2 separate regions of the Homo sapiens genome follow, and region 2 is linked to region 1. A link is a contact called in ENCODE Hi-C or POLR2A ChIA-PET data. All regions are on one chromosome and are shown on one strand. Each heading gives the region's core, a stretch centred on a gene start or an enhancer-like site at or near the end of the contact. The rest is flanking DNA. Distances are from core to core; before and after follow the strand shown. Region 1 has its middle 46 kb from the start of LINC03076. Region 2 holds the start of SMIM30 (small integral membrane protein 30).

What was found. Hi-C counts contacts between places; a loop is a spot of excess contacts on that map. ChIA-PET counts read pairs that join two places held with the same protein, here RNA polymerase II (POLR2A). Pooled maps may share reads with other maps.
Region 2: a loop to region 1 is called in a pooled map, with 1.9 times the contacts of the local background. The contact joins the promoter of SMIM30 here to the enhancer-like site in region 1. A Hi-C loop is called at or near these places in 1 of 168 maps with a recorded cell type or tissue (heart right ventricle) and 3 of 50 pooled maps. POLR2A ChIA-PET finds 5 or more read pairs at or near these places in 2 of 52 experiments (GM10248 and RWPE1).

The regions. Positions count from the first base shown.
Region 1 is chr7:112,569,551-112,574,860 of GRCh38, forward strand. No RefSeq gene overlaps it. Among named protein-coding and RNA genes, the nearest start is that of LINC03076, 46 kb to the right of the region's middle. Within about 2 kb of position 2,797, at least 5 of the 41 ENCODE cell types and tissues checked have a DNase peak (open chromatin) inside an H3K27ac peak, as active enhancers do.
Region 2 is chr7:113,116,613-113,121,416 of GRCh38, forward strand. SMIM30 (small integral membrane protein 30) reads right to left here and starts at 1,942. Exons shown (of 3, transcript NM_001352688.2): 1 at 1,916-1,942; 2 at 1,456-1,549; 3 at 106-995. The coding sequence starts at 966. The coding sequence ends at 787. The region is part of intron 2 of LOC107986837; the gene reads left to right. RefSeq lists enhancers at 1,713-2,307, 2,202-2,341.

The DNA of each region.
Region 1 (5,310 bases), core at 1,547-4,046:
CAAACTGGGGCCATAAAAAATGAAATACCTGAAAGAATATTTCAAGGATTTTTGTCTTCCATGAAACTGGTCCCTAATGCTAAAAAGGTTGGGGACTGCTGATATAGATCAAACATGATGACTGTTTTCCTTCTTTCAACCACTTATTTTTCCATTCTGTAGGCTATGATTACCATCTTCATTTTATTTCTGTCCACTCATTAGGATAGTTTGGGACACGCCTTCCTCCACTGCTAAGCCTACACCCTTGAATGTTACCAATTACTTCCTTATTGACAAATGTTTCTTTTACCCTCACACTTTCCCTTCTTTCTATTGTACTATACATATTGAATGATCTCCTACATCTCCTTTTCCCACCTTCAAATTATTTCTTTCTAGAACTATAGTTCAAAGTATCATTCTAGTTCAGAAAAGCTTTATTTCAAACTGAATGAATTTGGTCAGGAAAGCTTTATGTTGAATTGGAAAAGCTTCCTAAATTTGAGGCAAGCTACTCTATAGGAAATTGAGGTTCTTTTGATGCTGTTATATCTGCAGGTCATATATTTCATTATTTTACATCTGAAATATATCTTCCAATGATGATAGTTTCTCTCCTAAAAGGAGATAGGATCTTTATTGTGTGTGATTTATTTGGGGGTAATTTTTTTGTTTGATACACATATATCAGAAGGAGACCTGGATTTTCTCATTTAATCACTGAATATTTCACTTTTTGATATTCACTGATTCAAGCCCTTTGGCTCTCTGGGTATGAGGGAAGAAACCCACTGTGTCAGAAGTAATATAAATTGCATTCTAACTTTTTCAGTTCCACCTTCTCTTACCTTAAAGGGAAGACCACCAAACTCTCTGAATTTTTTTTTTTTTTTTTGAGATGGAGTTCTCGCTCTGTTGCCCAGGCTGGAGTGCAGTGGCGTGATCTCGGCTCACTGCAAGCTCTACCTCCTGGGTTCACCCCATTCTCCTGCCTCAGTCTCCTGAGTAGCTGGGACTACAGGTGTCCGCCACAACACGCAGCTAATTTTTTTGTATTTTTAGTAGAGACGGGGTTTCACCGTCTTAGCCAGAATGGTCTTGATCTCCTGACCTCATGATCTGCCTGCCTCAGCCTCCCAAAGTGCTGGGATTACAGGTGTGAGCCACCGCGCCCGGCCCAAACTCCCTGAATTTTAACACAGAAATCTTTCTTCTGGGCCCTCAACAACATCCTTACCATATAAAGGCACAAACTGCTCAGATATTTTGTATTTGTATTTTCACATATTTCTCAACTCTATTTTGTGTACACTCATCATGGAGTTACTTATTTTGGGAATTGAGTATCCTATGAAATTCATTATCAAGTTTATTATAGAAATATTTTATCTTTGCTGGTTTTTTTTAGAATTACAAAAGTTAAAAAATTTTTTTCCATATGTTTTGCTTACACAATAAGGATATTTGTGTTATGTCTACATAAAAAAGAAACGAGTTGTTAAAAAGAGGGAAAATAGTCATTATGGTGGTTGATTTATCTATATGCCACTAAACAATTGGTTTGGCAGACTTCTCTTAATTGATTCAATTATCATTATAAAATATGGTCTTAATATCTACTTGATAATTAATTTCCGACTCAAAACCCCACCTTCCCTGCCTTTAGAAATCTGCTAATAGAAATGAAGTTTCAAAAATAAGTATCAGTGAAATTGAAGAATCTGGAGTCCAGATGAAGGAAATAGAGCCAGTTCATGTAATGAAGTTCTAATTCATTCAGCTTTAAGACTATACAAAATTTGGGTTCCTCAATTCTTTTTTTTTTTTTTTTTTTTTTTTGAGACACAGTTTCACTCTCGTTGCCCAGGTTGGGGTGCAGTGGTGTGATCTCAGCTCACTGCAACCTCCACCTCCCGTGTTCAAGTGATTCTCCTGCCTCAGCCTCCCAAGTAGCTGGGATTACAGGCATGCACCAACATACCTGGCTAATTTTGTATTTTTAGTAGAGATGGGGTTTCACCATGTTGGCCATGCTGGTCTTGAACTCCTGACCTCAGATGATCCATCTGCCTTGGCCTCCCAAGTGCTGGCATTACAGGCATAAGCCACCATGCCCACCCTTGAATTCTTAAGAATATGATTTAGACTTGGATCTGGTAGTAAATACCCATATTTACATTTATCATCTATAATTATTATTCCATTAGAGCAGGCGAGATCTGCATTTTAATCATGATGGATAAAGAATGAGAAGTGAGATAACATCTGAATACATTTAGTGAACTGTAGTTTCTATCTAACTTTTAGTAACAATTGTTATTGTCTTAACTACCTCTGAAAGTCAGGCTAACTCTCCAATGCTAATGTAAGAAGCATGCAGTCTGTGGCAGGCTGTATCAGTTAGGATCCAGACAGGAAATAAATGGCCCACTTAAACCGAGTAACAGAAAGAGTTCAATGAAAGGACCATTTACAAAGATGTAGGCAGGGTAGGCAAGGTCAAAAGGAACTTGTAAGGAATGATAAAGCTAGCAACGGAAGGGAGTCATTACCTCCTAGATCTGAGGCCGCAAGAGAAGGAAGTAGAACTGATATATACATATATGAGAGATGGAAGACACACACACACACAGGCAGAGAGAGAGAGAGGCTATAGCAGAATTGATCTGATGGGGGTTGTGGCCTTTGGTAGAAGAAAAGAGCCAAACAATAGCCAGAGAAAAAGATACCCTAGTCTCGCCTCCTCTTCTTCACTTGGATCTACTAGTGCCTCCCATTGGCTGAACTCAGCTGTAAGCCAGAGGGCAGCACTGCTCATGATGCAATTAATCAACAAACCAGTCCCTAGGCACAGAGCAGAGAAGAGCAGGGTGGAGAATAAATTTGTTCTGGAAGAGCAAGTGAAATACATCCAGTGTCCAGGCTAAGACTGATATCTATATCATCCCTCAATTCACCAGGGGTTAATTAACTTTTATTGGTCCAGATATTGACATCACTCCTTCCCTTGAATGCCACCTGTTACTTCCTTATTGACAAATCAAATACTTCTGTCACTTTCAAACTTTCCTTTCTTTTTATTGTATATCTTGGATGATCTCTTCCATTTCTTTTTCCCACACCAAATTATTAATTTCTAGAACTATAGCTCAGACCTTCAGTCCAGAAAAGCTCCACCTTGAACTGGATGAGCTTGGCTTGTTAAATTTGGAGTAAGCCACCTAACAGGAAGTTGAGGTTCTATCTGATGCTGCCCCACAAAAGAATATGTAAAACTTACAAGAGATTGTTGCCCTGGGTGAACATTGAACCATGACTTCTAAAGTCTATAAATATTGTGAGTTGGAAGCCTGACAATATTGGCAACATGCCAAGGTACATAGTAGCTATCTTTATGGATCACTAGCTGCTGTACCAGTCTCACCTGAAAGTGATCAGATAAATGCGTTCTTTCATGTTATATGGGAAAAGAGAGAAAACAAAGAGTCATATATTTTTCTGAATTTACACAGGAACTGCTGTATCAAGCTGTTAGAAAATCTTGATGTCCTTAAAACACACCTTGTCACAGTATCCAGCCTTATTATTTTTGTCTTGATATGGTCAGAGCCCTTTGAATAACAGCCCTGAGAAAGTTTACCAACACACTTTACCACAGTGAGATTACCTTTAAGGGGACATAATTTGGCCCCTGCTTTCCTCTCTGATTTCATCTTTTACTATTCTCCCCAACACCTTTGTGCACATTTGCACACACAGACATACACACCCACAGACAGATACACTCCTCTCCACCATACTAAGCTTCTTTCTTAACTCTAGGTTCTGCACGAGCTGTTTCCACTGCCAGAAACACTTCCTCCTCCTAGTATTTTTCTCAACCTGCCACTTATTATATTGTATCACATTTGCTTATTAATGACTCTAGGTTTTGAATGCCATGAGAGCGGGGGCTATTTTTACTTCTTTGTCATTGAATCCTCAGGACTTTGTCTGGTGCCTGGCACATAATAGCTTCTCGTTAACTGTTGAATTCATTAGTGAATGAAGGAAATAGCAACAGGAAAAGTTTTATTCACCAGTGTTTATCCTAAGGTTAGCTCTGCTTAGGATGATCTCATTTGTGACTGGATGAGAAAACTGGCAAGTGTCTGAATAATTCACAAATGCAAGTTCAGCTCCTGAATAAGCAGTACAATAAGCAATGTGTTGTACTGAGAGAGCACCTAACTGGCTAGGCAATTGTGAGGAAACTGGTTGCTACTAGAGCTTCTCATATCAGATGCCCATCAGAATCCCTTCAAGTTACTAGTCCTAACTACTGAAACCAGACCTTCTGAATCCCAGGCCTTCTGCGTCAGCACCCTCCGTGGGGGATGGGTTCTGAGTCTGTGTTTTGTTATCTGCCCCCTCCATCCCCTAGGTGGTGGTTTTTGTGCATACGGGACTTGTGATCTTGCCATGGGAGTGAGTCATCAACAACCTTAAGTTTGTAAATTATATTTGCAAGTATTCAGTTTTATTTTTTAATTTTTTATGACTTGTAGGCTTTTCCCTAGGGAGATGTTTAATTTTCTTTCACTGTTTTGTGTTGCAGGGTCTTATTCACTTGATTAATTTTTAATTGGAGAATCACGCTATTTCCAGACTATGAGTAGAGAGAGCTTTGTACTGCTTTCCCAGTGGAATTCTCATTAATATACTTTCTCTGTGGTCCCCATGGACTACCAATTTCCTCATCCTCCAATCATATTTGTTCTGTTGAGAGGGAGGCAGAAATCTGGATAAAGGTAAGCCCAGCCAAGCAATGTTGAGATGTGCTAGGCGGCAGTGGTAAAACCAAATTTGCATGCCCGTAGGTATGAATTCACTCTCAGGTTTCCATGGAATCATCCAGTGTAGTTCTGTCCCTTTGTTTTTACAATCACTTGCTTTTATTGCAAAATCGTGTGCTATAAAAATAAGCATTTAACTTCATCAGAGACCTACGTTAAAACTTCCTAATATGCATTTCAATCTAGAAAATGATTGTTAGTCATTTTAGTTAGACGGTTCTGCTGATTCTTCTATTTTGGCTTGTTATTAAAGCTGAGTGAGTCATTTTCCTATACAGATCATCATAACCCAATAAATGATCATCGGGATGGTCAACAGAGCTCTTCTGATTGTCACCTGGTGGCCTCACTGTTTCTCTTTGTGAGTCAGATTTTGAATCTTTGTACAAAACTGCATGAAAATATTAGAGACAAAAGAAACATGGCACATTGGAATAGTGTATAAGTTATCTATTGCTGTGCAACAATTTACCACAAAGTTAGTGGCTTGAAC
Region 2 (4,804 bases), core at 692-3,191, 550 kb after region 1:
CTACCGCAATCAGTTAACACAAGGCATCCTGCCCTTCTCCACTTAGCTCATATAAAAATCCACAATGGATACAAACAGCCCCAAATAAGAAATGGACACGAAACATTAACTTATAACATAATGGGTTTATATTTAATATAGTACTTCTCATCAGGAGGATGTTACTCAGTTAATATAAAGTTTTTTTTCAAAACATTAAATCTCTTTTCCATGTCAATGTCTATAGTTTTTTTTTAACATTAAATTTTTTTCCGCATTTCAGTATTAGATACACTGAATACATTTTTCTAAATGTTTTTTCCCTAGAGATAAAAGTTTTCCTTTTTGCCTGACTCTCTGATATCTAAATATAATATTAACTTGGGAGACAACAAAACAAAAATCTAATTTAAAAGACTCCTCAACGATTCAGGAGGCAGTGATTATAACCGAACAGTGGTGATTTCCTAAGATTCTGGGCAAGAACTTCCTTCTTCCTATTTCACATGCTTTGAGAGAATTCTAAGATTATGAAATATTACTTATGTAAATTTCAGCCATCTTACTTCTTTGACTACCTAACTAGCAAATTATAGGCTGCATTTTTCTGTGCATTATTTGTTGTAAAGAAAACATTTTTTTTTCAATTTATAAATGTATGTTTGTTGCCATTTCATGGAAACAATGAAAAATGTGAAACTCCCTTATTTACTGATTCTTGGAACCTTTCACACACCAAATCTCAGGTTTAGCCTCTAAAGCGCAAAGGTTTTCAGGGTGAGGTTTGACTCAGTAGGCCTTTCAAAGTCACATCTGTCCATTTCTTTTTCGTGCATATACCCCCAAGCAGGCACAAATGCCTGTAATGCTGAGAACCACACCTAACAAAAGGGCGATTGCATCACCGGCTTCTACTGCTTCCACAACAGGCAGCACCAAAAGCAGTGACATGAGGACTAAGGACAACTGTGTTGAAACTGAGGTCATGATGTTGGAATCTTGAGGGCTGAAGGTTCCTAGAAATTAAACATGGAAACAAAAAGGAACCATTAAAAATTCCTCCCTTTTCAAATGACAAAATGAACACATGACAAATAACAGGCCAGCCAATCTTTTGGATACTTTATGAATCATTTCCAATCCATCTCCTCATCTTATAGGTGGAAAAACAGAGGGACGTTAAAGACAGTAATTTGAGGTTCATCTCCCTATCTCGTGATAACACTCTAAACCCAGGAATTTTCCACGATAATGCCAACACCTCGTGCATCAACCAAACAAAAATTGAACAGGAGTTCATAATTAAGAACAAACAGAAAAAAAGCACGAGCCACTAACTTGGAAACTTAAAATATCCTAGTGGGTAAAAATTGTACATTTTCTTAGGGTCTCTCCCATCCAAGAAATGCAGACAAATTTGGCAAAAGTCACACAACATATAACTCTGCGAAGTTGTGGGGAATTAATAAGACTTACCAAAGAAATGGTATATATAGAATTCTATCTGACTTGAAATTTTCCCTTCCTGGAGCTCCGGATGCTGAGATTAAGAGGTTCCACGTGACACGACCTATTATTAGCATGGGGGGTGGGGAGGGGGCGGAGAGAAGGATTTAAAAATTAATTATTATTACTATTATTATTTTAAAGAGGCAGCTAGAGTCAGTGCAGAGCGTGGAGGCCATATGGACGGTAGGGGGATAGGTAATGAGTTGAGAAAAGTCTGTCCAACAGGGAACTAGACTTAAAAGTTGGTCAGTTCACCCACACAAGAAAAGGTAAAAAGAAACAGAACAGAGATAATTTCATTTCAGGACTTGATATTAAGATTTGAAAAAGAATTCGTACTTTGGCCCGGCAAGGTCCAAATTTGCTCCTGTTTTACAAATACACTGGTGCAACCTAAGTATCCTTTGGAGACGAGTTCGTACATTACCTTCTAGGAAGCAGCCATTACAGGAATGGCGAGGAGGGCGGAGTCTCCAAACTACATTTCCCACAATCCCTGCCGCCGCCGACTCCTATGATGCCCCGGCGCGTTCCCCCTATAAGTAGCAGAGGGCGTGACGGTCACGCTCTAGCGGAGGCGAAGAGTCGCGAACGCGCGGGACTTCCTTTCCCTGCCCAACGTTTTACTATTAAATAGATGGTTTCGTGTGTTTATATAAAAGCTCACTTCAAAATAAAAGAAATGATAGCAAGTGTTTTCTACCCTGTTGAGTCTGTAAGGCGCACATGTAATTTTGTCTTTTTCTTCGACTGAAATGACACAGCGGGGAGAGAGAACCCAAGTACAGCCCTCTGTTCCGGGTGCTTTTAAACCAGTGGCTTCCAACGTTTCTGAAGCAGGAAATCTCTGTCACCATCTTCCTAATGAAACATATGCCATTTATTAATTTTTTAGTCAATGGGGAAAAAGCGCGGTTAATAAGACATATCGTAAAAGGTTAAAAAACATTTGTAGTGCAAAATAAAGTTTAGGAAAAATGGGTTTAGCCCTGTTGCAGAAGATCTCTCAGGATTCAGGTCCTAAAGTGACAATCTATTCAGGAGTGCACTGCGGTGATTCCTTCCCACCTATGTTTTTGTGAAACCTCAGCCCCAAATGTCCCTACATATTTGTGAAAAGATGTAAAAATACTGCTTTTAAATCATAAAACAAGAATTAGTTATTTGTATATGTAAGTCGTAACCTTTCTGAAAGGCGCTCTTTCAATTGTCTGCTAATTGTGAACTCCTTACTGAACCTTTCTAGTCATCTGATCTTCTGAACTCTTTCATATTTACTGATTTGAAAATTTATTTGCTATCCTTACATTATAAATTATTAATGATGAGGGTTGGGTGTGAAGCCACCTGCCTGGTCTGAAAGTCCCCTGGTTCAGTCTGTTAGATAATGCAGGTACGTTCAGTTCAATGCCAATAATTAGCATGTATTCTTGTGTTGTCGGTTACCCTTTTTCTTACACGTTCCTAGTCTCTCTAGCAAAGATTTATATTCTTGGCTCCTAACCGGCACCCAGCAGGTGCTCAGTAATGTTGCCTAATAATAATAATGATTTGACTAGATAAATATGCCAACAAGATCTTATGAGAGACCGAGAGGTGCCAAATAAACCAAACCAAGGTGACTAGAAAATTGGAAATCTGAGAATAACTGCACAATAACGTCAGCATTGTTTCTCTAACCTTGATTATTTTAACAAGGTTTTGTTCATTTCATCCTTTGTTTTGAGCTACTTTCGTGCCTTTGTAATCAATTATATTTGGAATAGGAGTTATATTTTTATAGCTTCCAAAATATTCTCTCATATCCTACTGTGAACATTTTGTTTTTCCCTACATGTTTATTTTTCCTTATGTGTTTATTTTAGTTAGCTGAAGTCAGCAGAGACTACTTTAAAGTTAGTATTGTTACAGACTTGTTTCTAGGCACGTCAACATTAAAGATAATGGTTTGGTTTTAAGTTTAAAGAGTCTGTAAGTGGCAAGAAACTTTCTCTTTAAATTATGATGGTTTTTATTAGTTTGTGAAATATATATTATATTGGGAAATGTCGATCTCGGGGGCGGGGTTCCAGTAATAGCTGATGTAGTTGCAAGGATTAATTTCTGGAGTACCATGAATATGATAATCTCCTTCACTGCTTTGACCTGCTCCTACTGTGTGATTTTTAACATGCCTTCACTCTATCTCAGTGAACTGTTATTTCCTAGCTGTAAACCAGGTTAGATATTTTGGCTAGATTGCTGACCAGGATAATAACTGCCATGTTGTACATGTTTGGTCTCTCTTCTAAAAAAGGCGATGATAGATGAGAAGCTGCTTCTGTGTCCGTCATCTGCCAACTACAAGTTCTGCCTGTGAACATCTCTGGTAGCAATGTGAACCACCAATTTTCTGAAGCAATGCTACACTCCCATTTTTCCCAAGCTGTATGAATGTTTCTACAGGCTTCTATGTAGTTGTTCTTTTGACACTAAGTGTCTAGGGTTATAGAATCCATAATTTAGTCTTTCGATTCAAACAAATCTGCACCTACACCATCCTTTACTGAAATAGAGATCAATGGCACCAATGATACTTAAAGCACTTTACTTTAGTTACTTACCTGAGCAGTGGAGAGCAAAATTTTCCATCAGTTGTTACCCAGAAATGGTTTCAGGAAAAAAAAAAAAAAAAAAAAGGAAGTGGCTTCTGCTCATTTTTCTGTTAGAAGTGAGTCATTGGTAGGCCCTGAAGGAAGGCACCTCTGGGATCCATCAGAGGATGCAGGACAGGCCAATATCAGGATTTTGCAGTGACTGGTGTGTGTCAGGGAATTTATAAAACCCAGACTTCCTCATTAGCAATTGAGCCAAGCCAAGTGAGTCGAAACATTTTACTGGAGCTTCACAATTAAAAAAGACCAACCCAGACCTAGTCAGTATTTCCCATCATTAATAGGACTAATCACTGAGAATGTTAGAACTAACTACTCATTAGGTCAAAAGGATGGGAGAAGCTACACTTTCCAGAGCTGTTCAACTACTGCAGAAAACGTCTCCTGAGGCTAAGTACCTCTTGTACCAGCATTTACAGAAGTGTATGGGAGAGGTGCAAAAGGTCATTTTGGGCAAAGTTCCAGGCACCACCTAGAGCCCATTATGTATGTGGTCCTTACTCCCACTGGTGATCGTCATTTGTCTGTGGGAATCAATCACACACGGAAGCTTGTGGAGGATGGGGAAGTAGAGAAACCCCACTCATAGGCATGACAGATTCCACTTTTATTTATATTGCTGATCTTCTTGGAGTAGGTTAAAAATTACTGGATATGACAAA